2 separate regions of the Homo sapiens genome follow, and region 2 is linked to region 1. A link is a loop called in an ENCODE intact Hi-C map of the cell type or tissue named here. Cell type or tissue: transverse colon. All regions are shown on one strand. Each heading gives the region's core, and the rest is flanking DNA. Links, peaks and the distances in the headings are about the cores only.

Region 1 (15,425 bases), core at 4,490-12,489:
TGTAGTCCCAGTTACTCAGGAGGATGAGGTGGGAGGATTACTTGAGCCCAAGAGGTCGAGACTCAAGTAAGCAGAAATTGTGCCACTGCACTCCAGTCTCAGTGACAGAGCAATAGCCTGTCTCAAAACAAAAACAAACAAACAAAAATAAACAAAAATAAACTAAAAAAAAAAAAGCAAAAAAGAAAGAAAGTAATAGGATTGGAAAGGAAGAAATAAAACTGTCATTTTCTGTAGACTATATTATTATCTAGTATCTACATTGAAGGCCCAAAGAATTTGTAGATAAATTGATATACGAGACAGGCAGGCTGAAGATACTTGGAAAGCAATGGAGTTGGTGGAGTTGGTACACTGGTTATCCATACAGTGAAAATGAAAGGGATTCTTACCTCACTTCTACACACAAAATTCAATTCCCTGTTGTTAAAGAATTAAGTATAAAAAGAAAAGACAATCAAATTTGTTAATAAATTTTATAGAACATTTTTTTAAGTTCAGAATGCAAAATATTTTTTATACAAGACACAAAAAGCATGTCATAAAAGAAAATATTGATAAATTAAATTACAGTAAAATTTAAAACTCCCGTGTATCAAAACACATGTCAAATAAAATTAAAAGCCACAAATTGGAATAAGATGTTTGCAATATGGAATTTATAAAATTAATAATTAAAAAACTCAATATAAAAATGGGAGAAATACATAATAAACAGGTATTTCACAAAAGAGGAAATATAAATAAAGAAAAAGCATATTAGATGTTCAGCCTTATTAGTGATTTAGAAAATGCACATTCAAAGCCACAGTGAGATACCTTTTTACACTCACCAGATTAGCTTGGCAAAAAGAAAAAGAAGTCAAACATTACCAAGTGTTAGGAGAAAGGGTTGTAGATCAACAAGATGTCTTCTGTACTACTAGCAAGAGTGTAAGTCAGTGCAATCGCTCTGGAAAATAATTCACATTATCTTGGAAAGTTGAGCATTTGAATACCAAAACATTGGAAAATGTACTCTTATATTGATACTCTAAATCTAGAAAAATCTTTGTACAGGAGCATCAAGAGATACATACCAGAATGCTTATTGCAGAACTCTTTTTAGTAACAACAAAAAATGACAACAACCCAGGAGGTAATGACAAATAAATTGTATTATAATTACAGGATGGAAAATCAAGCAGACATTTAAAAGAAAAAGAGTGAACTATCACTATACACACAAAAAAGAATCTTAAAAATGCAACATTGAAAGAAAAAAGGAACCCAGAAAAAGTAACTTGAGTGTGATACTATTTTTACAAAAAAAAAAGCAAGATGAAACAATATATTGTTTAGGAATATGTATACATACAATACAAATATAGATGTATACAGAAAGGTTAATATATTAATAATATATACAATATCATTTTATTGCACATAATTTATATTAAGTACATATAGTTCAGGAATGCACACATAGAAAAACTATTAACAAAAAATTCAGGATGGTAGTTACCCTAGGAGGAAAGCCAAAAAATGAAAAGGAAGGAACACATGAGTACAGGCAATGTTTCCCTGCTTAAATTTGGTGGCTAGTTTATAAATGTTTCTTTTATTATTAAACATTGTAACATTTAAGTAGTTATATGTATGCTTTTGAATATAACACATGTTTTACTAAAAATAAAAGTAAGAAAATAATAAGTGATCATTTTTTAATCAGAGTAATGTTACGACTAAAAGGATGGGAAATAACAGATGGAAATAAGAGAATATTAGAAAAAACTCAAATCAGAAATCCTTGGTTTCAGTAGAGCAAGAAGTGAAGTCATCTGAGAACAAGAGGAATGAGAGTAGTTAGGGGCTACTGAGTGTGTCATAGAGAAAGGAAGAAAGGAGGAAAGGAAAGGAAAAGTATGGATAGAGAGAGGGACAGTGGGAGAGCAGGGGAAAAGAGAATGAGTTATTGTCAAAGAAATGAGTCTCCACAGAAAATGGATTGTTTCAGGAGGACAACTGAATTTAGAGCATAGATGTGAACTGCACACTCTGAGGACTTCTTCCCTCAAAAATGGACTATTCAAGAGGAACCAAAAATGACTGGGGATTAATATGGAGATTGTCATGACTGTGTATATATAGAGAGAGGTTAATATATTAATAATATATACAATAACATTGTATCACATATAATTTATATTAAATATATATGGTTCAGGAATGCACACATAGCAAAACTATTAACCAAAAATTCAGAATTATGGTTACCCTAGGGGAAGAAAGCCAAAAAATGAAAAGGAAGGAATTTTTGTCATGACAGAAAGTTCAAAAGTGAGAGAGGCCTTGGGATGCACACTTAAATATGTTCATATCCTCTGGTCTATTTTCAGGGATCCATTCTAAGAAATCATCCTGAATTCTGAAAAACTTTCATACCCAAAGATGCTCATTACAGAATTACATATAAAAATGAAAACTATGTATAAATAAACTTAGTACCCAGTAACAGTGGAATGAAAAAGTAAACCATTTTACTTCATTGATGACATCTATTTAAATAGAGTCATAAGGAATTTGAATACTTGAGCAAATTGTATGCAAAGTGCAATTACAACTACATGTAAGAAATTATGCATTAAAAAAATACACAAAATACACTAAAATTTTGGCAGCAATTGCATTTGGATACTTTGCTCATTGGTCATTTCTTTCCTTTTATCTTTTCTGCATTGCTACATTGTCTTTTTTTTTTGAGATGGAGTCTCACTCTGTTGCCCAGTCTGTAGTGCAGTGGCGCGATCTCAGCTCACTGCAACCTCTGCCTCCCGGGTTCACGCCATTCTCCTGCCTTACCTTAGCCTCCTGAGAAGCTGGGACTACAGGCGCCCGCCACCACACCCAGCTAATTTTTGTATTTTTAGTAGAGACAGGGTTTCACCGTGTTAGCCAGGATGGTCTCGATCTCCTGACATTGTGATCTGCCTGCCTTGGCCTCCTAAAGTGCTGGGATTACAGGCGTGAGCCACTGTGCCCGGCCTGCTACATTGTCTTTAGTAAATATGTACTACTTTGAAAACAGGAAAGCAAATTAAAAGATACATGTATTAATTGTATTAGTTTACAGTTTAATACATTTATTAAAGTGGGTTGAAGATCAAGAAAATCAGGATATGACTAATGAATTGGCAGAAAATAATCAAGAAACCAGAAAACACAATAAGGGCCACAAGGAAGAAAGAATCCTTTGTATTTAACAGAGGGTAATATAGTGGGTTTAAAAAAACTGAATCTCTACATTTGAGCTGTTGAAAGTAATTTTCAGTTCCACATTGTAGCCATAGATGTGGGTGGCTAAAACGGACATATACGTGTGCATACACACACACACGTGCACACACACACACAATGTGAGTGGGAATGGATTTGGGGATATGAGGTGGACAAGAAAACAGTGGACCAAGTGGGGATGATCAGGGTAAGTGGACAAGAGCAACCTGAATGAGAATTAGCCAAGATAATGTAATTTTGTAGTTTGAACTTCAACAAAGATTCACAAATATTTAGCAGCATTACCATGGTAAATTATACTTAGGCATCAATTAACGTTGAGAGAGAAATAACCAATTTTGTAAAGACTGTGTAAAAACAAATAACCTGCTTAAATTGTGTTCTATTTATTAGTATGTTCAATTGTATATGAATGCATCCTAGGTCCTAAAACAAATGGCCCTACTTCATGTTTCTTCTTCACAAATACGTTCCGACTTAGTTTTCAAACTGTATATCTATATCTCAAATAAGCCTGGTCCAATTCATTATACAAATAAGACACAATTGGTAAAGTACATGAATGAAATCTCTGAAGATGGCATTTTTCAAGTGAGTCTCTGTATAATATCACCTTTGAAGTTTATTCTACTTTTCTTATCATACACTCTAGTCACCAAGGGAAAATTTATTTAAATGTTTCTGTTTCCACATATACCTCAGCCAACCTCCTACAGTAAAAAGTAATGCAATATTGTATGTGCTTTTTTGGTTTTATTACTAATGTATATACTAATAAAAGCTAAATCTTAATTCATTAGTATCATTGATAATTTGGAAGAATATAGAAGGCTAAAATGTAATTGAAATGAAACACATGACTCTTGCAAAGACTTAGTTCTGACCTAAGAAAGCCTCTTCTACTCTCAATTCCCCGTACCCCACTCAATCTCTTTAAGTCTCCCATAGTAGCCTAGGTATATTTCTACTTTTGTTCATACCAAAATCTTTTTATACGCCTGCCTCTGTTTTCCTCTAAAAACCCATTGAAGCTGAGAATATATTTAATTAATCTTTATATGTCAACACTCATAAAAGCACCTAGAGAATATTGCAAGCTTAATGAATATCTATTTGAACGACTGAATGGATGTAGGAATTAGTGATTGAATATTTTCTATCCAGTTATTAATGCTATTACATTACAGAACATCTCTGGCTCAGGATTCAGTGTTCTGGTTCTATATGAGTTCACAGCAGAGTATTATATTTTAAAGAATTATAAAGCTCATACTTCTACACTGCTAATCCAAAAATCAGCCTTTATTTAAAAATTAATTTCAGTGTACCCTATATAGTCTTAAAACATTATTATGCCTCCTGATAAAACTTCAAATTATATGTTCATAAATTTGTTTTTAACCTGTCAAGCATACATTGCGCCCCCTGTTACATACCCATTTTATTGTTATTGAAATCACTGGATTCTAAATTGCAATGGCATTCCTTTATTTCAGCAGTAATTTAGCAGGGACAAGCCCAATGATACATGGAAAATGCTTATTACCTCCTACACCTCTGCCTCTAGCTCGTCTAACCCTTTTTCCAACATCTATGAAAATAAGAGTTCCCTCCTTTCTCATCTGTTTTGCTCAACAAGATGCAGAGGGAAGAACAATGAACTTCAAGCAGGCAGTTCAGGGATTTGGTCCCAGGATTGTTACTACCTTCAGTTAATTAGACTTTGAATGCTTCTCCTAACAGTTCTGAGTTTCCATTTCCTCCTATATAAAATGAAAGGGTTGCACAAAATGATAATTGTAAAAATAAATAAAAGCTCTATTTATTAAGCTTTTACTATATGCAAAGAACTGCACTATGTGCTTTACATGCATTATCTCATTTAATTTTAATCCTCTAAACACGTTTATAAGGTGTATCAGTCAAGGTCCAGCAGGAAACAGATGGTACACATCAAATTGGGTAATTTGAGGAGAGCTTAATAAAGGAACTTTATTAAAAAGGTGTGAGCAGGGTGTTAGGAAACCACGAGGGACAGTACACTGCCCCAAGGCTAGTACTGGAGAAGGACATTGTTACCTAAATCCAGAAATGGAACTCTGGGAAGAAGACTGCTTGAGCTGTGGCTGGAATGCAGCCAGCCCTCAGGGACCCTGGGAATCAGCACCCAGACCTCGCTCTGCCCACTCTAGGCAAGCCCAAGAGGAAACAAGGGCCATTCTAAAACCATCCGTACCAGCCTTCAGGGGCACAAACCAGGAGGGGGAAAGTAAAGGGTGGACCTGCAGGGGCTGACAAATGTGTCCAGTAATATCAACCATTGTTATGCTGAGTTTATGCATGAGGTTAGTAGAGTTTAGAGGAGTCAGGTGACTACTAAGAGTTCACAATCAGCACAGGCCAGACCTAGTATTCAGCCCCTTCCCGTCAGACTCCAGAGCCTGAGCTCTTGATGGCTTTTTAGCCCTTGGAGTCCCTTTTTGTCTTTCTAGGGTTAAAAACAGCCTCAGAAGTGATCTGATTCAACCCTCTCCCTTAGAGATGTTTGAATAAGATGTCTCTCCATTTAGGACATGAGCCTTGCAGAGACCTCAGTCGCCTTTGAAAAGCTAGTGGTCTGTGTGCTCATTCTTCCTGTTCCAATACTGTGGCTTGTATCCTGACATGTAATTTTGATTTGTAACCCTGAATGAGACACTTGTAGAGACAAAGTTGTCAGGCAGTCAAAAGGAGAGAATGGCATTTTTTACTATTAAAATTTTTTCTTTCTTCTGACATTCTCTCCTCATTAAGCAAACTTAAGGAATTTTCCATTGACGAAGAGTTGTCTAGTGAATAGCTTTGCTTGGGGTCAAGGTGGAGAGTAGGAAGGGCAGTAAATTGATGACTGGATTTTCCAATTTCATGTGCTGGAGTCAGAACACAGCCCAAGACTCTGTTAAATGTGTTCCAGTAGACTATGGAAGAAGTGAGCAGAAGGCAAAATGTTTAAATGCAGTGAAACTAAAAACTACCATTAAACATATTCTTCAATATTCCTATGAGGGTCCTTAAGATAAGAAAAGGAAAGGAAATTCTCATAGAATAGTCAGAGGTTGTTAATTACTCTTTGCGTGAGAATTAAATTTGCTGAAGAGGGACGACTGAAGTAATTATCTGAGGTCAAGGGCCCTATCCCCAATCTGTCTGCTCCTCTGTCAAATAGAGATTTAAAAAACCCATTCAGTACTCTTAGTAATGGGAAACTCTTCCTGTATGTACAAGCACTTTTTGGCCTACAAACAGGTTGTAGTCTAAGATGGTCTGTAACTCAGTTGTTGGGAATATGAGGCAAATCTTCTAAAAGCCAGGGTGTTATAAATTGTGACTCAGGGCTGGACCAACCTTCGACAACCGTTTAAATCTCGAATCTAACTCAGTGTGAGTTGCAAAACTACTTCCTGGTATGAAGCAAGAGGAAAATGACAATACTGAGAACTCAGTGCTTCTGTCCCAGGTCAGGTCCTGAACCTGGCATGTTCTCACTGCCCCTCACACTCTAGCACCTTGAGGCTCAATGCAAGAATGGAACCTGAAAGTTTCAGGCAAGTGCCATGATTTGCCATCTTCATTACTAACAGGATGTAGGAAGCTTTCATGGGTGAACAGTGGCCCAGATATCCCTCCCCTCGAACTCAAAGGCCCTTTTTGTTTGTTTGCTTTTTACACCAGAGTGAAGGATAAAAAGTGGAAGAGTTATATGTTTGTTTTTGATTATTTGGAAAACTTTCCGATTTTAGCAGAATGTCTGCCTACAAGTAAAGAGGATCTGTGAATGAAGAAAAGGAATGGTTTGATTACCTTTTTAAAGATTATCCCCATAGGCAAGGCAGGCCTGAGAGTGCGCTCTGGGAGAGAAAGTTCAGTTTGGGGTTCCCTTTTAACTAACTGGGTAATACAGTATTGAGAGATTGACTCTTCATAGGAAATCTTCAAAAACCTGGCTACAGAACGTCTTTTTTTGAGGAAAATGATTTCCCTGCCATTGAACCCTAGCTAAGCAAGACTTTTGAGATTGCTTTAATCATCAGCGGCTTCAGTGTCTTGGTAGTGAGTGAAAACGGGATTAGGGTGGAATAAGGGGGAGAAGTTTCCAGTGACCCGTGGTGAACCAGTGTTAAGAGACCTCCCCCCTTCAAATAGGCCCTGCATGTGTAAAAGTCAATTTCTACTTTATGAGGGATTAGAACCAGAGAGCGGCTCATATTTAAACCCTGCAAAGATAAGGAACGGTGAGTTTACCCCAAATTAGCTTTCAAAATAGCTCTGATCTAGTAATTTGCCCAGTAATTTCCCCAGACTGGGGCAGGTCTGAAGAATTTAAAAAGAGGAGGAAGTGGTATCTGATAAACCTATGGTTTAGGATAGCTGAATTTGGGGTGGAGGGGGGAGTGGAGGAAGAAGGTAAAAGAAGAGGAAGAAATGTGGGGAAGGGAGAGAGAGAGGAGGGAGAGAGAGAGAGGGAGAGAGAGAGAGAGAGAGAGAGAGAGAGAGAGAGAGAGATCGAACTCCACCAGGTTGCCTTCATTTCCCCGCAAGATTTCACCCACTATGAGCTTCGGTTGTTGCTTTGTTTATGCAAAGTTAGTCGGCCTGAGACACAGGGAAAGTGCTGAGATCCACGCTGAAGAACGCAAAAATGATTTTTAAAATGTAAATGAAACCACGCACACACACACACGCACACACACACTGGGTCGGGGCAATCCCTGCCCGTAGACTTAGAAATGAAAACACGCCGAGGAGGGCGGGCGGGAGGCCGCGGCAGCAGCGGGGAGCGTTGTCGGTGACCGAAGGAGCTCTGGTGAATATCAGGTTCGGATTAGTGACAACTCAGAAGTCACGCCGGCGGTTGGGGGAGGGAAGTTTGCCAAGGTCTCAGAACTCGACGGAAGAGACAGCGGCTTCCCTTGGCGCCGGGCGGAGCGGGGCGTACGCAGAGAGACCTCTGTCCCGGCCCGAGCCAGCTCACCCCCAGCTCTCACACCCCGCCCTGAGATTGAGTTTGTCAGCGATCATAAAATGGGAATTGATTATTCCAGCCACCATTGATTAGGGAAGAATGCTTACTGCAGCAGCGGGGAAAAGGTTAAGAGGAAATTGACCTTCTTCCTAGGTGACATAAAGTCATTAGGTAAATGAGATATTCACACTGGAGTTTTAAAAGGTCACGCTCAATTTTTATTTGTAGCCTGAAGAGTCAAGCTGGAGCTGGGGCTTAGGGCAGGGACCCCGCTCTTCTGGACAAGCAGACCGACAGGGAGACAACTGTCTTGCTGCGCTGGGCAGGGCCAAGGTGGGAGGTGGGTTATTGTCTGGGGAGGATCGCACTGGAATTGGTGGAGTCCCGGGCCCCCGAACTCTGCGCCTCCTGCCTGACCCGTGTGTGCGCCTCTGTGCATGTGTCCCTCTGGGGCCCTGCGCTTCGCGCGGCGTCTCCTCCGTTCCAGTCACCCGTCAGCAAAGGGATGCCGGGCAGAGGCAGACGATTACAAACACTTACCCTACCATAGCCGGCCACGTATCACACAGAGTGAAAGTGTTTTGTTTTGTTTTTTAAGGAGAGGGTGAGAGATATATTTATGCACATATTTATCCCTCTAATTATAGGAATTAATCCTCTTACTTATGACTAAAAGGTAACGTGGAAGGACGTCTCTTTGATGTGGAAAAGCACCATTTGTGACTCACATTCAGACTGATTAAGGAATAATTGTTGTTAAACGCTTTACAAGAGGAGAGTGTTTAATTGAGGGGCATTCGTAATTTTACGGCTTAGTACGAAATTAAACGTAATTAAAAACTCAGAAATTCCAACTGATTTTCCAATTATTTTTATTGTCTGAGTTAATTATTACACAAGGGTATCACTTTGCCCTAAAGGCATTTTTTTAAAAAGCAAGCATACCTTTTCCAAATATAGCAGAGAAGCGATTCAAAGCTTTCTCCAGGTACAAGCCTGGTAAAGGACCTTCCTTCTTCACTCCCCTCTCCTTCGGTCCCCCGCGCGCCCCTCCTTCGCCTCCGGTAATTAAGCGTTTCAGCCACTCTCCCCTCTCTCTGAGTTCCTGCAACACCTTGGGATGTGAGAAAGTGATGGCAGTTCTCTTCTGCAGATCATTACAGCAAAACTGGAAGTATCTGTAGAAGGCTGATGAATTTCTTGCAGTAACACTTGTCATACATGGCGGCGAGATTTTTTTTAAAACAAGCTAAGTAAACACAGCTCTCTGGGGGCGATCCCTCGATGCCTCTGCCTTGGGGTGTGTGGCAGGAGGGAGGTAACACCCAAGTACCGACTGGAAGTTGTTTATAAACTCGCACACGAAGACGTACAGATGCACGCTGGAAACTTTCTTTGGTTTGCACTTCTATTTCTTTATTTATTTACTTATTTGAAAGAAGGATGGGTATGAAAGAGCTTCTCAGTTAGATTATGAATGTTTTTTTAATGCTGGGATTGACGGCAAAAAGCCAAGCTATGTTTGTATGTGTAGCTTCTTTAAATGTCCAAATAGACTTATTTAAGTACATCAAAAGGTTTACAGAAAGTGCTTCAGTGTTATGGAAATGAAAACACATCCTCACAGCTAGTCCAGAAGTGGCCCTGTCTTCCCTATCAGACTTGGGTATCTTTCCTATCAAACCCTGAAAAAAAATAAATAAAAAACATAAAATTGGGGAGAGCGTGGATTTATAAGTTTCAATTCATCTGGACGGAGAGTATGGAGCGATGGAATGTTTGTGTTTCAATAAGTCTTTAATTTCTCTGAGATTTTTAGGACAGGGACTTCAGTGGATTCTAGCTTTCTATCCGCTTTCTATCCCTTTCCCCTCCACACCCCATAAAATAAATGATTGCCACTGATCTGATGTGCCAGGTGAAAATGGGTAGAATTAAAACTATCAATTCTGTTTCCAACGTGTGTCTTTCACTTGAGTTCAAAAGCTTTTAAAGTTAAAACGTGCCGATCATTTATAAGTATTATTTCTTTTTCTACCATCGAGGCTTTTAAGTAAAAAGAAAGAAAAGGTGTTTACATTTCCAAATTCATTTTCCCTGGAAGATTTCAATCTGCCAGGTAATTTGATGATGGACCCTTACGGTATGAGAACGTCTACCTGGTGAAGCCTGGTTTACCCGAGTGCGGCCAAGTACACTCAAGTCCAGTTTTTCCGTTTTTTTACTCCAATGGTATATTTGGAGCTGGGATGTGGATATTTAAATTCGAAGCTTTCCAAGTGCCTCAGTACTATTTTGAAGAAGAGGTTAGAGTAGGCAGAATTGGGGAGAAAGGAAGAAGGATCTCTTTGAAAGTTAGAGATGGTGAAAAAGACATGTAATCCGATGTGGAAAATTGAGTAAAAGAGGTAGTGCACACTTTAGCTTAGGCAAAGATTGCTGAATCCTTTGAAGAAACTGACACGGATTTTCCAGAGATGGGGTGGGTGTAGGGGGGGAATCCTAGGGTGGGCATTTTATGTAAATTAGCATATTTGAAATATAGTACAAATCCAGTATAGTAAAACTGACAGTTCTGACAGTATTGACAACATAAATATATGTTTGAACACTGCATTTTCAGACACTTAACCGATGAAGCAATAAAAAAAATTCGACTACAATATTTCAAATAATCGACATTGATGTTTTGATACATCTTTTTATACTCCAAATCGATCTATCACTCTGGGGCTGGTCAATTTTAAGTAAAAATGTGCTGCTATTATTTGTACCTTGGCTAATGATGACCTAATAACAGTCCCCAATTAATTACACCCGAACCGTGCTTTTTTTTCCTTCTGCAATGGAGGTGGGGGGCAGTTCTTGGAAAACAGAACCCACTATTGTGCCATCCTTCCCCTCCCTTGTATTCCATGTTTGCCACGGGTGGGGGTGGGACTTCAGATTTAGGAAGGGGTCTTTGTCTGGTTGATCATAGACGTCACAGGCTGAGGTCCCCTCACCTGAAATAACCACCCTCTGGGTCTGTATTGGGAATACGGTCCTCACTTTTACTTTGCAATGTCAAAACTAAATTTTAGAAAATTCAATCATAACTCTCCTTCAGGTCCCATGTCCTTTCCTCTGTTTCAAGGACTAGATGGAAGAGATTTGCTCAAAGATTGGAAATTTCTCTCGGGCTGTGTGTGTATGTGCGTGTGTGTGTGAGAGAGAGAGAGAGAGAAGAGAGAAGACAGCGCGCGCCACATGAGAATTTTAATAAAGTAGGGACACAGCCAGGTCCAAATCTAAAGCACCTAGCCTGAGTAGAATCTCTCCCACAGCCCCATCCCCTCTGACCTCCCTACCCGGCGTTCGATTGTTTACCGGCTACTGAAGAAAAAAAAAAAAAGCTACAAATAAGAAAGACAATGACCTGCAAATTGCAGGAAAGCAGGGAGGAGACTGTTGGGTATTGCATCCCAGGCGTGCCTCCTCCCGCACTATGACTGTTGGCTTTCTCTCTTTGCCCTGTGAGTTTTCCAGTTCTTTCCCACTCCTCTCCAGATTTGGTGGAGGTGGGGGGAGGGGGAAAAGAGATAAAGCTGATTAATTGAAGGAGTAAACAATCCTGGACAGGCCTAGATACAAACTCGAGCAGTCCATTGTGAGGTACGGATCGGGCAGAGGCGGTGGAGGACCGCTCGCACCCCCACTCCGACTCCATCTCGCAGGCTAGGCGCCGCGCCGTGCTGTTCCCCCCCCCGCCACCCCCACCTCCCCCGTTAAGCCCCGACCCTTCCTCAATCTCGCACTGAGACTCGGCCTTCTGACCTAAAACTGAGCTGGGCTCCTAGCCCTGAATTCCAGTGTCTGATTTCTTTCCTCCAAACTTCATGAATGCAGTTTTAAGCCTCTCCAAACCACCGCCAGCTGAGACGCTGGGACTTAAGCGGCACGCTAAGCAACTTTAAGATGCTAATCAAAGGCAAAGGATGTGTGTGATCCGCGCTGGGTAAGGGGGAGGAGGGATCAGAAAAGAGAGATCCGTCGCCAGAGCATCTCCCACTTGCGAGAGTTACTAGCCTCTGGCCGGGGCTTTCCAAGCCGCCTGCGCTGAAGTAGGGGTAGGAACTAGACAAGAGGCCGCAGGAGGACAGAAAAAAAGAGGAAAACAATCGAGCGGAAGAGACGAGAGAAAAAGCAGGAGAGAGGAAGAAAGAGAGGAAAGAAGAGAGCGCGGGAAGGAGGAAGAAACAGTGAGAGCAAGCGCACGTCGTGTTTGGAGCCCCGCCAGATAGCGCTAGAGGGCTATTTATTGAAGTCCTTTCTATGAGATGGTGAAGCCCCTAAAATTGGGAGAAATAAAAGAAAAGGGGGCATAAAGGAAAAAAGTATAATAATTTTACTCCATTTTATTTAAAAAATAAAGTGTGGGGTGCTTAAACGTTATTAATGGGAGGAGGCGGAGAATAAATCATTATAGAAAGTTTAAGTGGGAAAAGGACCAAAGAACCAAAAACCACCACCACCACCACCACCACCACCAACAACAACAAAAGCAAACAAAAAAGTCCCCTTCCTTCTGTTGATCCCAGCTAGGAAGAGTGAGTAAAGTTAACAGGTAAGGAAGCCAGTGGAATTATTTCTAGGCCAACTTTCAGAGCTGCTGGTTACACTGCTGGGAAGGTCAAGAATAGTTCACAAGGATGAGCCGATGTTTATGGAGAAGGGATGTTTTAAAAGTAATAGATGGCTGCAAGGGGTGGAGAGGGAAAGACAAACACGTTATTGGAAACGCCAAATAAAATATATATCAAAAATTCCAACTGTCAGCCAGCAGGTCTTGAACAGAAGATAGCCCCTTCTGCCTTTGTCCCAGCGATGCTGGGCTCAGGGCTGTTTCTGCAGGGCTGAAATCAAACTCCTTGAATAACAATTTAGAAATACTCTGAGACGCTTGGAGAAAATAACTAGACTACAAAAAAAAAAAATCACTGTGTCATTCAGAACCCAAAGAAAAGTGCTGGGGATGGAAAGAGAAGACCTAGTGACAGAAGTGGAGTCCAGAGAGAGAGAGAGATGGAGAGAGAATAACATATTTTTGATCACTGTTACTTGCTCAGTTCAGTAATGCAAGAAATAAAATTTCTTTCAAATGATACTTTACTTTTAAGTATTGACTTGGTTTTATCCTAAAATCTCTGGCATTTCACATATCTAGCTTCTCATTTTAAACCTGAATTTTCCTTTTACCTGAAGGAATTTTTGAAAATCAAAGTAATAATTCATGTCTTTTTTCAAAATCAGTAAAGAGAACTTCCCTCCCGGAATAAAAATTAACCTTACAGAGTTTTTAAAGATATGCTTAATCCAAAATATTCCAAATCAAAACATTAAATAAAGTTACAGATAAGATTAAGGTTGGACTTATTTGCTTCTCTAGCAAGGCGTCAATTGTTCTAACTGTTGTAAGAAGACAAAAAGGATTTAAACCTGGCGATTTTAATACACAGATTAACACTTTGGACTTCTCAGTTCTGAGGAATTTGAAGTTATCTGTGCTAAGAAGCTATAACTTTCAAGGAAAAGAAAAAGAAACAGCTACACAAGCTCCTTAAGGAGTGTGGGCAAATTCACCTAGAGTCTGGGTTCATAAATTCTTGGTTCAAATTAAACACTCCCCATAAAGCCAATGCCCTTCAAATTAAGGGACTATAGTGGAATTCAATTATTCCTTTTAAATCTTAAATGTTACCTATAATAGCATTCCATGTTGGCTCAAAAAAAGAAAATGAAAAATAGAAAAGTAGCAGTTTTCAGAACTCTTGGGGCTGCTTCAATAAGAAAGAGGTGATTAAAAACAGACTCTTAAATTTGAGAGGCCCGATTCCCCCTTCCACTGGTCCCCACCCGCTTGGTCCCCTCCTTTTCACCTCTTTTTTATGCAGTACCCCCACCCCCACTCCAGAGCTAAGTAGCTGATTTGGGATTCTGAAGAAATAGGTTTCACCATCCATATTTGTTCTGGGGCACTTGTAAAATGCGATTTGTAGAGGGTCTTTAGCCTTCTGATTGTCTTTGAATTGTTTTTACTGAAACAGATCTTTTGCAGTTAATGAGTCCCCACGCAGCTGGACAGCTCCTCTCGGACACTGAGAACTCTAACCCCAAAATGACCCCAATTTGACACCGCAAGATGAAATTTTACCGCCTGTTAAAACCATTTCCAGCCTGGGCAGAAGGAGCTGACTGTTGACGGAGGTGTGTGCCACCTCCTGCGACCCCCATTTCGTGCCTGTCTCCCGGGCCTGCCCCACCTACTTTCCTTTCACCCCAAATATGGGAGAGCAGATGAGCCTGGAAGCCTGGGTGGGAGTGCCAACGCTGACAATGGGGCATTAGCAAAATGCCACCAGGATGGAAATCAGTAAGTGCGGGTACCCTACTCCTTTGGAATCGCTTCTATTGGACTGGAAAATTGGGGATGAGGGAAACCAGGAAATTCTTATATGTTAGATGAGCCTTTTTCAGCTCTATTAATAAAACACCCGCAAGTTGCTGATTAAAGGTAATAGTGTTTTGAATTCAGCAGACTGACCAAGAACCAATACCTTGAATCGACTCCAACTTGATCTCCTCATGTGTAATCCACTACACTAGGACTGCTATTTTAAACTAACAGTTTCATAAGTGACATGCAACTAGATCAGTAAGATCTCTTTCGTTCAAAGAAATTCTGGGTTCTCCCCTGAGACAACTGGCAAATTTTAAAAAGACATAGATTTCCTCCAGTAGGAATGCACTTTCAACACTCTCACACTTTTTTAACTAAAAGTCGTTGAAGTTAAATATGACTTTTTGACAATATCTTAAAATGTCATATTTCTCTCTCCCTCCTACACCTAACCATATTGTTCCTGTTGTTTGCTTTAATGTATTCAATAAAATGCAAAAGAAGTTAAGAATATGAAAGAGAGAGACAGAGAAAGGCGTTAAGGTTAAAAATGCCTTCTGCATCTGATAAAAACACATGAAAATAAAGTTTAAACTTTTCTTTTTTTGTAAAACCCAAGATTATCACCAGATAATCAACTCATTATTAGCTTACAATTGTTTGAAAACATAGAAATCGGCCGGGTGCGATGGCTCACGCCTGTAATTC
Region 2 (15,425 bases), core at 3,168-11,167, 300 kb after region 1:
TGCTTGTTTTATTACTTAGGCCGATGAACAGGTATGAATTCTGTTTCAAATGCTTAGAATTTATTTATACTTGCACTGAACATGAATGGCCCAGAGCAGGAATGGAAAATATGTGGCATCCCTGTGATCACTGCCTACTCTAAGAACTAGATCAAAGCCTTAGCTGCTAAGCTGAACTTGGCCTTGGAATTGCTTAATAGCAGTGAATGCAGCCACCATAAGCAAATAGAAAGCTACTTGCTGTCCATAGTCTAGGGTTAAAATATCTTATTAAAAACCTCATAGATTTCCCTCTTTCCTTCATGTGATTTGCTTTTCTAAAATTTCCAAATATTTTGTGTTGTTTTCATTTTGAAGAGGTAATGATTTATTTTTCTTCAAGAAGAGGATCTTTTGTTGCATTAAAAAAATTCCCCACAGCACCTCACATACTTCTAATACACATTAGGGACTCAATAAATATCTGTGTCTTAAATAGTTTTAATGCTGGAAATATAAGACAGAATTATCACCTGCAACCAAAGACCTGGTCTTAGTGATATCTGTACTGGGGGTCTGTTCTGTCCAGAAGCTCATGGAAGGAATAACAAAGTAAAGAGCCCCAACAAATTAAGTCCTGGGAAACTGGCAGAAAAAGAAGAAATGTGGAAGTTCCAGTTCCTTTTGTGCTACAAGTTTCCAAATTATGAGGAAATATGCCAAATGCGTTTGGCTTTCAAATAATAATATACTCTGAATTAATGAGTAACAAGGAAACACCCACTGAGCGGTTCATGGGCAGTATCTCTCCAAAGGTCAGATCCTATTGGCAAATGACCAAATAACCCTTCTCTCTTGAGCCAGCCAACACTTCTATGGCCAGGAAGCACTTTGCCATCAACTCAGCATTATAAAAGGGAGCAATTAAAAGTATCATTTGCAGTTAATCTAATAACTCCATTGAATATTCCAAAATCTGCTTGTGAAACACAGTTGATTTGGGACCCTGCCGTGATTTGAGGAGAAAGTTTTTTTTTTTTAATGGAAATATAAAGATAAGCCATTTCTTTTAAAAGAGAAATAAAGATTTTTAATATTCTCATTTAGCAACAGTGCATAAACAATAATGTATTAAGATTAACTTTAAGGCAAATGCAACAAAAAGTTATGTAAATTCCCCCCTTAAAACTAAGTGTGCATCCTAAAACACTCTTGTTGATGAATTTGATTTATTTCACATTTTGGGGAGTTTCTAAATTAATTAATTCTTTAACATCAACACATGATGATTTTCTCTGATTTTTGGTAAATACACTCATTTTTCAGATGAAGAAAATGAGAAAGATAAAGGTTCTAATTATTTGCTAATGCGAGTGATAACATATTTAATAAAACCGTGTCATTCATTTACTCATTTAACATTTATTGAATACCTGCTCTGTCTGCACCAGAATTCTGTTAGGCATTAGGGACTAAAGTGAACAAAGTTAGTGTAGTTTCTACTTTCATGGAGCTTACAGTCTAGTCGGAAATCTTGCATTAAACAAGTACAGAAATCACAACTGAGATAAAACAAAAGCAATCAAATAAAGGGTGCTTATAACTTTGTTTACTTAACAAAACTATGGTTTCCTGCAGAGGTGGTTTTATCTTTTTATCTAAATTTTGATTTGTCCTATAGAAGAAATTCAATTAAAAATGTAAAATACAGAAGGTTTACTATAGATCCACTGAATTGTTATTCCTGAATGTTATTTCTGAATTAGTGTTTAATGTTAAAATGACAAGGGTTTTTTTTTTTTTTTTTTGAAAAAAAAAGTGCTAGTTATTGTAGAAATACCTTTAACCAAGGCAGTTTCCAGGGGAATTAATGACCACTTTAGGTTAATGGTCATTGGATTCATGTTCAGCCCTCAATTAAACTCTGAACTTCAATTGTTATTACTTAATTGACTTGGTTATATTTCATGTCAGCATTTCAATATGACCTTCCTTTTAAAAAGTAAAAATTACCCTGACATAATACCATGAGTCTTTAGTTGAGCCTGACATTGTTGCTGCAGCCCACAGTATCTTTATATATGGTTGAGCCTAGAATTTGCTTAGCTTTGCTATCACTAGTGTACTTCCCATTATCCTTGCCTATAAAATGAGACAGCTTAGGATAAATCCAAGTGATGAGGGAAAAGGGATGAAAAAATAAATATATCTGTTGCCATGATTATTATTAAGATGCCAAATAAATCCACTGAGATCCTCACCACTTTATCCTAATTGCAGGGAGTTAGACAGTTTTAACGAATACCTCGAGTATCACAATTAAATACTATCAAGGTATGCTTATTTTAAAATGTTCCTATATTATCTTTTCCTTACAAGTGACTCCAAATATTCAGCTGTTCTTGTTAAGGAGATGAAAACTTAAATCTCCTTTACCTATACATTAAACAACAAGAACAAGTTGGATTTATTTAAACAATGAGTTGGATTTTATATAAAGTGAGTATGACACCCAGATCGAACTTTGCTATACTAAGTGAAACAAATTAAGGCACCAAATGAGCATTTCCCTTCCCCTGTACTGTGGAAATGTTTTAAAAGTCTTTTTGAAGTACTTTGATCAGGCTTTGAAATCATTTTAGTGGATTACTATTGTATGAAAACTGTAATTTATAGCGCTTGACCTAAGCAGCTCTTTGTCTCACAGCCATATTCAAAACAATAGCAGGAAAGTGAAAAACAGAAGGCGAACCCAAGTTGTTCAGGTTATTATTTAATTCATAATTCCATCTTCCTTATTTAATCTTTGGAATCCAAGCATGTTCTTAATAAAACAGGTTCAGATCATGTTTACTAAATGTAGGAAGGTTAGTTTAGAGTAACAAGATTAAATGATCCAAACACATGACCCTTCCATAACCCACGAGTGACTTTACACAGACAGGTTCAGATAGACGCTTCCCATAAATGGTGACATTGCAGGCAAACTTCTATTGTTTGCCTTTTAGTTTCCTCTCAAGTTAAGCTTGCTTTGTTCCTTAACCCTAATCAAGAATGTGCCTATTGAGATTTTCTCCTCTCATCTTGTCACAAAATAGTTATACTTTGAGACAACTTGCTCCCATCAGATCACATGAAAATGGCAAGCTACCCCCAAGATGAATGAGCTAGGAGTGATTCGCTAAATCATACAGACATTTTGCTATTTTAATCAGCTGAACACCACCACTCAGGCTGAAAGTAGCTATATAACCTTACTTTTTTTTTCTCTTTTTGCTCCTTTTGCCAAATCATTTACTGAAGGCATGAACTTCAAGCCATATTTAACCCTGTAAAATCTTATTATCTTAGTTAAAAGTTTTACGATCCTTCTGGTGCCACATATGCACTTGAGTATTTGGGCATGTGGAGGGTGCTTAAGTTGTGTTTCTCCCCAAAGAGGTTAGGCCAATTGCTCCCCACTCCCCAACCAGGTGTATGCATCAGGACATATTTTGGTCCTGGGATCCTGATCTTTTAGAGAGAAAAAGAGCCCAAGAGTAATGAGAAAATGCAGGGTACATGTCCATGTGGAGGGAAACTGGCAAAGGCCAACGCAGGGGAAGATGACATGGAAAAAGTGAAAAGTGAAGTGAGAAAGCATATGGAAGCAGTAAGGATTTATTGCAATTGAGATACCAGGTCTCTAGATGGGAACAGTTAAAAAGAGGAGACATCTAAGGCATCTTGGTTCCAAAGAGAAAAGAAAGCAATGGGTGTAGCTCCCCAGTGAGAAGCAAGTGAATTAACTGTTCACTTCAGCATTAATTAGTGTGGCCCACCAGGGACCATTTAGGTAGATTACCTCATCAGGGCTCTAAGCAGTCCCCTGGCGGCCTGAGTGAGTTAATGCACCCCCTCAAGACCAACAATTTATCATCTTTTCCAGGGGGAATCAAGCCTTGCAGATAATGAACAGGTACACACACCTACAGTTACAAGAAAATTATTTCCCCTGGAGGTCCAGCGTTCTACTTTAGACCCCTGAGACTTCCCTTTTATTTTAGATTTTAGGAGTGTTGTAAAGAGCTGACGTATGCTTCACTAGAAGGCAAAAGAAAAAAAGAGGATATGCAACTGTTTATGGTTTGTTTCTTTTTTGAGGGGGTACAGATGTGAGGTGGGAAGGAGTCTATGCAGTCGCCTTACAGATCAGTACCGGATCAGCTTTGCTTTGAGTTGATCTGTTTCCAGACTTCAAATGGTCGCCTATGTGTTTGTGAGGGCAGATGCTTGGCAAGTCTGCATATGCCAGGGAGAACGTCATTCAGTTTTACGTTTTACACACGCTCCTGCTTTCTGGCTTTGCATAATTCATTAGCATAGTGTGCAGAATGCACCATAAAACAAGATTTGGCTTTAATGTTAATGTTCTAATGATGACAGCAATAAAAATAAGTTGTCATTCCGTGTCTACTTTCTGGGGCTGATGTTTATATTGTCTAAACTAAAAAAACCAGCAAGCAGACAATGCATAGAGATGGAACACAGACAAGTATTTTTAACAGAAAAAGAAACAAACCAAGGAGACTTTAAGCTTCCAGTTGGGAACATTACTCTCTTCTCTCCCATACAGCTCCAATTCAAAAGTAGTATAATTATCACATTAGTTTTTATGTGTGAAAAACTTACTTTTGACTAATTTGTAACCTTATTGTAGTGTGTACAGTTTACTGTTGGGTTCTTTCTCACTTTTAAGGGCCAGATTTTAAAGCCTCATTCATAAAGAGGAGGTAGTGCCTTTGCTAGGAACACCAATACCTTCTCACAACACATTATGTCAGGGCAGCAGGTAAAAGAATAAATACAAAACGCAAGTACCTTTTTTATTTTTTAATTTATTTGTTCACGTTCATCATAATAAATTTGTTTAATGTAAAATAAACAAATCCTTGACAAGGGTTTAACAGGATTTTCAACATCTGTGCAGATAAATGTAATTTATTCCTAAAGAAAAAACAGTTTAGAACATGCCAGGAAACCTGCTTTTAACATTTTTGTATAAAGTGTGTGTGTGTGTGTGTGTGTGTATCCAGGCAATACAGTAGTGGTTTCAAATCATTCTATTTCACTCAGAAGCCTGCATGATGAATTTTATACTGAAACAGAAGTTTGCCTGACCCTTCTTTAGCATTTCATCTTCTGCCTCTCTCTTTTGATTTAATGCACCCCACTCAGAGTTAAAATCCACACATGTTGGGACCAGGTTTGTGTCCTTCAAAAGGAAAAGCAGCAGGCATATTTTTACAAACCTTCTTTGGTAGAAAATAAACAAAGTATAAATGACATATTTAGTCTTTTGAAAAAAATCAAGCAATGTATATAAGTTAAAGCTGTCTGCAAAAATTACATTGTTGTTATTAGTATTTCCCATATCATCTATTCAACATTATAAAAGTTGTTATGTCAGCATGGCAGGGTGGCGGGGGCAAATATTTTACTAAATACGTTTTGGGTACAGATTAATATTCAACTTCCCAAAAGATAGGTTTATTATTAACTTACTGATGTTTCGCTTTAGACTGAAATCTGATTTGCAGTACATAAAAGTACACAAAAGTGAATAAATTAAAGTGAACAAATAGAAAAATCTCCTTTATTTTGCTTATTTAAAAATTGCTCCAGGTTTATTTCTGGCACACTCAGTTCATACAAAGCTAAACATTTCTAATGCTGAACTTACTCGAGTGTTTTATAATTACATGGTATAAAATGCATATACTAAGCAGTATACAGAATGTGCCTTTAAAAAACTCGACTCATAAAAATACTAGCTCACGTACATACTGACAACTAGCCATGTTTAAAAATAAACTCTCCTCAATGTTGGGTTGTCGCCTCTCGGCCCCCAATCTAAAGGAGTGTGGTTTCCAGGCACAATGGAACTAATACTTTCAAATAAGATAAATCTAAAATATGTGGTGTTCAAATAACATTATTAAAAGAGGAAATTCTCATCAAGTGTATTTTTGCACTTGGCTTACTGTCACAGAAGTCAGGAAGCCGTAAAGATTGAATATAGCAAACACACAGCATAGGCAGGCTGCCATCAAGGTCTTCTGGAGCTCTGCAGGTGAGTACAAAGGTGGCTTTGGACTTTGTGGCTTCAGCTTTCCTAGGTTTGCGCTAGATTATTCCACGATGGTAATGCAATGCTGGGTCTCTGTGAGTGCACATGAAGAGAAAGGGAGAGGGAGAGACAGTGAACGGAGGCTTAGGGAAAAAAAAATAAGAGGGTGATTCGGTAACTGGGAGGAGAATTGAAAAATCACACCTTTCAGTCTTCACATTTTTTCTTTTGTTCAGCATACAAGGATAAACCATCCGGAAGAAAGAAAGATTATGACTATCTATAAACTAATTGTTTGACAGAGACAGAAATGCTGATAATGAGTGGGTTGTGTCTGTAGTTCTTGGCTGTTCACATCAGCAAGGGATGAAGGAAAACAGAAACTCTTGATATGTTTGTCTAAAGAGGTAGTGGTGTGACTACGGGCAGCAAGAGTTCAGCTGAAGTTCAGGGCAGATGTTGCCAGGATCTTACAGTGCAGGAAAGTAAAATTGCTTCCGGATTCACCTTTTCCTCCCAGCTTCTCTTCCAGGATCTTCAGGGTCAAGCTATGCTGTGGCATAAGGTGACAATGTTCGTGGGGAAACAGGCTTTGAGCAGGATGCCCCTTTCCCGGTTGCAGTCCAGCTCCTGGATAAATCCATACCAATAGATGACTAAGCCTGGCCCAAATCTGTAAAAACACCAGAAAATAACACACACACATGGTATCAACAGAGCTCTTGAAAAAAGTCACCTTGGGGCACTGATAAGATGATTAAATGACAGGACTGCACAAAATTTTTGTTTTGGTTGCTACCATTGTGACTGAAAATAGCCAAACTTATACCAAAGAGTTCACATAACACACATACTACCTTCTCGGATGGATGTGTTCCCTTTCTTTCCAGAAACCTGAAGTATTTCAGATATGGAAACTCTGAATCTTACCTTTCAGTAAGGTGTTATGAGCTTGGGCTGATGTGACTACCTAGCTGATGGAGGACAGATTCACAGTGCAAACAGGAATGAGCTGGGGAATGCCAGCCTTGGGATTTAAGTCTAACATTTAATGGTACTATTTAAAAAATTAAACTTGCCTAATAGCAACTAAGAAAAATAAAAGAATGTTTGAAAACAGAATTTAAAAAAATGCAACAACTTATGGTCCTCTTCTGGCTATACTGTTCTACTTATGCACCCATTGGGCTGGAAGTACCTCCTGTCATCCATATGACACACTGGGTCCCTTTACTCTCTGCATTACAACTTCTTTAAGTGTGGACACAGCATAAAGTTTGGTCATTGGTGCTTACGGAAATGAGGAATAAGGTCATATAGGCTTGTGACAAAGTATAGATCGCTACGGGCTTAATAAAACCTCAGCATTTCTAAGTTGTGCCCTCTGAATTATCTGCAATTTTGTTAGCAGTGACTGATCCCCGCCAGGCAGACTCAGGAAGTGGCCCTATGGACTACTTCACCCATCAGGAAGTTGAGACCTTTAGGCTGGGTTCATAAAGATGTAATCACTATCAATCACTGCACACAGAGAGATGTTTTGCACATCAGTTTCACGTTTTTCCTACCGAGGGCACTTAATTAAAGGGCAGCACTACTTTTGGTGTAGTGTTGCAGGAATTTTACAGTGAAATAATAAATTATGAATGTTGGGTTAGTAAAAGCATGTCTAAAAACAGAACTGCTTTCTGTATTCTAACATTACAGCAGGCTGAACCATGCTAGGCCAAAAAGCTTTTGCCTTCCATGATTTATTATATGCTGTAGTGTACTTGCCAAAACTAACAATACAGGATGGGCTGCGAGATACTGTATGCACAGGGACAAGTTCAATTGGATGTCACGGCCTGGTTTATTTGGGGATCCACATTAGTGGGGTAGCCAAGTTGTATTCAAGATTATTTAAAACTTTGGGATTCCCCTCTGTGCAGGTACAGAACCATGAGATGGCAGCTCATCACTTGATCTTGTTCTAGAAGATGTAGGAACTGGGTATAATTAGAAGCCTTGGAGCACCAGGCCCACTGAGATTTATCAGCTGCAGATGTTCTCTTCTTCCTCAGCATCCCCAAAGAAGAGATTCCTTTGGGGTCAGTAGAATTAGGCTACCTGTGCACAGGTGTGTGGGTCCCCAGGCTCAAATGCATACAAGACGAAGCTCACACCTGCAGAAGAACTTGCTTCCATTTAACCGAGGGTTTCTTAGTAACTTTTAATCACAAACACTTGTCTGTAATTGGAACATAAACCATTGGTACCTTTATTTTACAAAGAGCTCTATGATTAGTGTCAAATGATCTCAGATTTGTCAAAACAAGTCTGGCAAGAACAGAAAGATTTGTGATTCTGTGGACCATGTCTGAGAAGCCACAAACCTTCCCATCAGTGAAGCACCCCTGAGTCACGGCCTTGACAGATCTAACATTAAGCTCAACACATTCTTCCATTTTATTATACAGCCATTCTGGAGACCATGATGTTCTTCAGAAAGGTGCTAATATTTTCACAAAGGAAGAAAAAAACTGTGATCTAACAAGTCACAGAGAAGAACAAAAGAATATATGGAGGTCATAAAAAACAAGCCCAGTATTTTAAAGATTTAATAAACAAAAACACATATCACCAGCACTGAGCAAGTGAGAGCAGCCTGCACTTTCTTTGAACAGCTAAATCATAAGCCAAAGGACACGAAGCATGACAGCTCTTTACGAAAATGGCATTTTCTAGGCAGAAAAGCCAGGCTGGGGAACACCTCAGTGCTCAAGAAAATGGACTTGTTTCACTTGTGAGGCAACAGATATTCCTGCAACTCAAAAAGGTTTTGCAAGATTGTGAACCTGAACATTTCATGCAGTGGTTCACAACCAGGATTCCCTAAAGATACCAACACAGATCTATGAACATTTTGAGTAGGATTCATTAATAAGACTCTACTGTCTACCTAAGTTTTGTGTTTCTTATGGAACTATGTTTAGGTTAGGTAACATTACCTCTGTCAATGTAGCTCAAAACCTCTGATTGACAATATGTCTCTAATTAATTAAGAATGAGGAAACACAATGTCCCTTTGTAAATAGAGATTGATACGCTTTCAAATTATGTGGTCTTTGGGTGACAAAAGCAGTAAGGACTTTAGAGGGTGACAAGTTTGGAAATTTAATGGCAGAACAAGATCTGGCCTTATTCCCAGCACCTACTTTAGTGCATTTCTGAGCCTTCTTCAACAGCTCAGGATCCAGAGATTATCAGATGCTGACGAGATAATCTTTCAGCAACCTACCTGTTTATGAAGAGGCTGACCACATTAAGCAACTTTATATAATCAATTTCTGGGTTATCTGAAGTAACAGGAGGGGAAGTTTTGGTTGCTAATTTGAAATATCAAGCAATCAAAAATGGTAGAAGAGGTGTAAAATAGGACCCTAGAAAATTTTTATTTAGGTCAAATGCAGACTTTTGGGTTGAACCATTTCCTCTTTTTGATGCCTATTCTTATTTACTGTGGCACCACTAGACAAAAATGAGATCACTGGGAAGGCAAATACAACCTTTGTGACCAATAAAAATCAAAGAGACTTTGTTAACAACATTGAAAAGAAAAGAGAGTCCTTGGGTCTGAGGAGATATGCACAGCAGAGGTTGGTCTGCTACTGAGATTGCAGCCCTCCCTGCCAGCTGGGAGACCCTCAGGAATGGGTGTCCACGGACATCTGAATTGATTCTGGAAACACTTTTTAAAGTTGACTATAATTTTATGGTTGCTATACTCATGGTCAAGTAATAAGATCCAAGACCCCCAATGGATTTTAAAGACTCCTGGGAAGCAGCGACTAGAATGTGAATGACGTTTGAATAAGTAATTTTGCTTGCAAATAAAATATCACCAAATTAGCAAAAACAACAAATACGCCTTGAAAAAATGGGAGGTGAAAGCCAAGAGCCATCACAGACCATGAAGGCAAGAAAGATGAGGTTTTTCATAAGTAATGACCCCTTATAAATATGTTCAAAATGTGTTTCTCGGCTGGGGACAGTGACTCACACCTGTAATCCCAGCACTTTGGGAGGCTGAGGCAGGCCAATCACTTGAGGTCAGGAGTTTGAGACCAGCCTGGCCAACATGGTGAAACCCCGTCTCCACTAAAGATATAAAAAAATTAGCCAGGCGTGGTGGTGCTCGCCTGTAGTCCTAGCTACTCTAGAGGCTGTGGTGGGAGAATCTCTTGAACCCAGGAGACGGAGGTTGCAGTGAGCTGAGACTGCACTACTGCACTCCAGCCTGGGTGACAGAGCAAGACTCTGAAAAAAAAAAAAAAAAAAAAGTGATTCTCTGGTTTCATTTCATTTTAGGGTATTTAGAGAAATTCAATCAGAGACGATGGAACTAAAGCTGGCCCTTCTGTGCATACCTGTTTCCTAGTGAGTATCCCTCTGTTTCACCATTTGTCTGTTATATTGGGACCCTGTTGAGGGTAAAGACCAGGTTTTATTTGTATTCATGACCTCCATGCCTAACACAGTGCCTGGTACATGAAAGATACCCTCAAGGACAAGATGGGCAATACAGGGTTAGCACTAAGATGATCAGACAGCTTTGCATTGGTTATTGAATCAGTGCGAGTCTAGAGACAGGGGTGCAGGCAGGGGTCAGCCATTGCCTCGGCATGGCAATTTTATTAATGACCAGAGTGAGCACACTAGTGGCATACTTACAGGTTATAGTGAAAATAATATAGTTACAACAATGTTCATTATTAACACTTTCACCCCACTTACTATGTGCCCAACACTGTTCTAAGCACTTTAATATATATAGAAGCACTTTATATATATCGAACCACTTAATTTGTATGCCAACTCCATGAGGTTGGTACAATTATTATCCCTGTTCTACAAGTAAAAAAACCAAGGCATAGAACAATTAAGTAGATTGCCTAAGGTCTCACAGCTAAAAAGTGGAGGAACCAGTTTTAGAACCAAGGCAGTTTGTGATGCACTCACTATGAGGTAGTGATCGGTTTACTAAACAGGGTGATAGAATGTTAGACTTTAACCAGAAAAAGAGAGTCAATGTCCTTTGCAATGGTTAAGCCACACCTAGGGCATTTTGGAGAGTTCTGGTGTCATATTTTAAGGGCATGTCTCCAGTTTGAAAGTCAACCAAAGGAGAATCCTAGGATATTTGAGGAATGGTTAGAATAAGAGTATGTCTGATTTAGAAATGAACAGTCAAGGTTCACTAACACACTCATCATGTTCTGATTTTGAGAGTGCTCTTATGGAGGAAGGATTTGATTCGTGCTGTAGCTCTCAAGTGCAGACTTAGGACAATGCTTGAAAGTAGCCAAGAATTAGATTTTGATTCCACACAAATAAAATTTTTTGTATAACTGAAACTTTCAAAAACATGGAGTGAGCGGCCTTGCAAAATAGTGACATCAGTAGATCTGTTAAATCAAGGCTGGGCTTTCATTAATTTTAAAAAATTGAACCAATGCATACAAATTGGGAATGTTTACACAAAATCCTGCATATTTAGCTTTTTTTGAGAAACTAATCAATCTGGCAACAAGCAACTGAAGATAAGTAACAGCTGCCCCCTTCAGATATAACCTAGGTTCGCGGGACTGCCACAGTCCCCACTGTTCTCTGTCACTTTCTGATGCCGAGGATCAGTGCCAGGTATACCAACTGAGCTTCTTAGCTCCTAACTTGCACTATACAGCAATACTCCTCCTTGCTGCATATCTAGGATGCTAAGGTTACATAAAATAAAGAATTCTCCATATTTTCTCCAGTTCTATTGTTTTGGTAAACTTGGTTATTGGGTTCCTGAAGCTGCATATTTGAAGGAGTTGGTTACAGGGAGAACACTTTGTCAGTCAAGGTGAATTCCTGCTGGCAAGCAGTGAAGAGAGACATAAAAATGCCCCAACTGTGAGAGTCCCTGGCTGTTTGGTGTTGGGGCTAGCAGGCTTTGTCGATCTCAACAGGTGTTGAGGACAGTGCAGGAAACACAAATGCTGCTTACATTTTGTTCAGTTTTAAAAAAGGCAGTGAAAGCTGTTAATGTATTTTTAAAAGATTATCACCAAGAATGTTTTAAAAATGGTACTTCAGTGAGTAAATTCTTAGTTTTGGAGAAAAATCTAGCTATCCTCAGATAAGCCCTGAGGATTCCAGATTGCGAATGTTGGACAGAATATGATATAAGTATCTTTCTGTTCAAGGTTTCCTGTAACTCTCTGAGAAACTCAGTGGTTCAGACAGAAAATTTGGCTCCCCAAATTCAGGAAGAACTTGCTTACTCTTTTTTTTTAAAGTATAAAACTAAATACTCCCCTTTCCTTGCCACGCCTCTAACACTATCCTATAATTCAGGAATTACTAGGATGAGGCATCTTTACTTATGGAGAATGGAGAAGATTATTAACTTCCTATTGTTATACTTTTCCTCAAGGCATCCTCTTCAGAGACTGTTGAAAAGAAAGGCAGATGAAGGAATTTAGAGGTTTCGAATCATACTATTAGATATCATCTTGCTAAATTAACCCCAATAACCCCTCGTTGGTTTCCTGAAGCCAGCTGAGCTTCTAGATCTCCACAGATTTCAGGGAGCCCTTGACCAATCATTATGTCTATAAAGATGCTAAGTACATATAAAATAATATAAGATCTCAATAATCAACAACAAAGAGGTAACTAATATTTACTGAGCAGGCAGTGTTTCAAGAACTTTTACATGTACAGACTAATTTGGTACTCACTGCCACCCTATGAGGAGGGCACTATGACTATCCTCATTTTACAGATGAAGAAACTGGGGCCCAAAAAGGGCCAGGTTTCGAACCCAAGCCGCCTGGCTCTATGGCTTACCCTTGTAACTACTATGCTTTACTGTCTCATTATACCTTGTGTTTATATAGCATTCTATAACAGTCATTTGACTCTGAAAAATATTTACTACACCTGGATAGGTGATAGGCAAGCAGGGGTCCAGAAGCAAGGCAACTGATCAAAACCCCAGTATATGAGTTGGGATCCACCTATCTACACAGGGAATAACTCTAAGTTTGATGTCAATAGTTTCACGCTAAAAAGTTTATCTGGCTACTTATTTCAATTTAAGTATCACCACATTTAGGAAGTAGATGGAAAAGCAACCCATAATTCTGGCAAAAGAAATGAAAATAATTACTTTTGAGGGAGCATATTTTAAACCTTTGACAAACAGGTGGAAGTAAGCTAGGGAATGAGAATTACAGAATCACTACATAAAGTTCAGAGAAGAGAAATGTCTCACGCTGTGAAGGGGTTCAGAAGTTATGGGGCAGAATCTAAACATGAGGGAAGAGGAGTAAATCCAGAACACTGCCACAGCTTGTTCATATAAATGGAAATAAACAGCTGGAATAAGTTATGAGGAAAACTGAGGGAAGCAACGGGTCTAAGTGAACGTATGAGGTAGAGATTTGTTTTCCCAGAAAAGAAGGTTCAGAACTTGTTAAACAGGGTGATACAGTATGCCCCAAAGGCCCCAGTTTTGCTCCTAAAATACCTCTAGTATACAGATGCATCTTATGTTTGTGCCATTAACTTGGCTTACCCATGTTTTCAGCTCTATGAGAAAACCACTACATATATTTTTTAAACTAGTATGCTTTTACATCTCTTTTGGTAATAAGACGGTGAAAGGTGTGGGATTTATGTACTATTACATAATTTGTCTCTCTACCTGTAATCACGGAAACTGCTGAAATTGACCTAATACTTTTCTTCCCAATGAGCTGAATTACCATAATTGCATAAACAAGGATTCTCAGTGCAGTAGAGTCCTACAATATAAATCTGCATCTAGTCAATGAAACAAACAATTCTCAATTGAAGAATGACAAGTAGACTACGGAATGATCTGATAATTTTAAGTTTCTTGTTCATGAGGGTCTTCATCAAACAATAAAAACATACAGAAACCTTCATTCCTAGCCCAAATTTTTTATTTCAATCATAGGGAAATAAACTCCTTCTCTAAAACAAGAACAGCAGAGAATCATATATATATATATATATATATATATATATATATACACACACACACACACACACACACACACACATATATACACACACACACACATATGTATAATCATAATCATATATATATTTCTTTTTCTCTTATTATGAGTTGCTGTGTGGGGTCTGTGCTATCTTCTGAGGATGTGTGCAGACATGTGGCTGTTGGAAGTCGATTGTTTCACCATCAAAAAAAGACTTGCATGTGGTTTTTATGAAGAGTGCGTTTTCAAACACATAGTTCACGATGAAGGAGAAACATAAAACATCTTGTAATTGTTTTAAAATAAACTCTTACACTGTTTATTTAGTTTTAATCTACGTGTTGTAGATTGGTTATGCACTTGTTAATCACTGTTGTATGTATATCCAGACAGAGTTGTAAATAACCTTTCAGTCCAAGTGAAATATGCTTGCACATGTTTATATGCAAAGTATGTGTATACTTATGCCTGTGTGTAAATACGTGTACAATAATAATAGATTAGTGATCATGTAATATAACATCATAAAGTTCTGGCACTATGGTCAATTTAATATACAATACAAATATTCTTTTTTCGTAGAAATGAAGTTAAAATATGATAACTTGGTTGTTTCATCTACTTTTTCTTACCTTGCCAGGTCTGTATTTGCAGACTGAAATGACCAAAGAAAGAGAACCTAGTTATGAGTATTCTCACTCAATCTATGCATGTTGGCTATGAAAAGTGCAACTTTATCTCTTTGAAACAACTTTCTATAATTTTGAAAATAAAAAAGTAAAAGCATATGATAAATACTGATTCACTTTGGGCCTTTATGCCACAAAGAAAATGTTATTTTGAACAAAAATTTAAATGTATATAAATATACAACCACAACACTCTGAAATTCTCCATGGTGATTATATACCTTGATATTTTCACATCCATGTTAAATTACCTGAAAAAGTAGTTAATTTCTACTTTGCTTTGTTCTATATTGGATATAGATAGATGCTATATTTATAATCTTTCTAGCCTGTTGTAAATCTTTTCTCAGAAGATTACAATAGAAAACAAAGGCAGAAGTGATTTTGTCTTTAATCTGTTGTCTTTACTCTCTGTTTTCTAGAAGAAATGTTTACTCCTGGATTGGGTCAGCCCCTCTGCATTTACCTATAAGAATCTACATACAAGCTTGTCTATCCATCCTGCATAGAGCACAAGTCACAGAAGAAAAGCTCCTCTCCATAAATTGCTTAACATAGTAATCAATATCTCTTCACATTTTCAGAGTAAAC

Evidence for each region. Peaks named below come from ENCODE experiments on the same cell type or tissue, not always from the same donor. Only the 100,000 strongest peaks of a DNase experiment are listed, where the experiment ranks them.
Region 2: a loop joins it to region 1, with 7 times the contacts of the local background. A loop is called at or near these places in 3 of 110 quality-filtered maps.

What each region holds. Positions count from the first base shown.
Region 1 is chr15:37,103,693-37,119,117 of GRCh38, reverse strand. LOC124903465 (a long non-coding RNA gene) reads right to left here. Exons shown (of 2, transcript XR_007064581.1): 2 at 9,134-15,425. Among named protein-coding and RNA genes, the nearest start is that of MEIS2, 11 kb to the right of the region's middle. RefSeq lists a silencer at 8,701-8,750 and an enhancer at 11,982-12,523. In transverse colon, for the core only: no CTCF peak of the experiment used is centred there; a DNase peak (open chromatin) is centred at 8,165; H3K4me3 peaks cover 3,552 bases; H3K27ac peaks cover 7,870 bases; H3K27me3 peaks cover 8,000 bases.
Region 2 is chr15:36,799,660-36,815,084 of GRCh38, reverse strand. CDIN1 (CDAN1 interacting nuclease 1) reads right to left here. Exons shown (of 11, transcript NM_001321759.2): 11 at 4,841-6,761. The coding sequence ends at 6,632. It also overlaps the pseudogene CSNK1A1P1. Among named protein-coding and RNA genes, the nearest start is that of MIR8063, 170 kb to the left of the region's middle. In transverse colon, for the core only: no CTCF peak of the experiment used is centred there; no DNase peak of the experiment used is centred there; H3K27ac peaks cover 5,524 bases.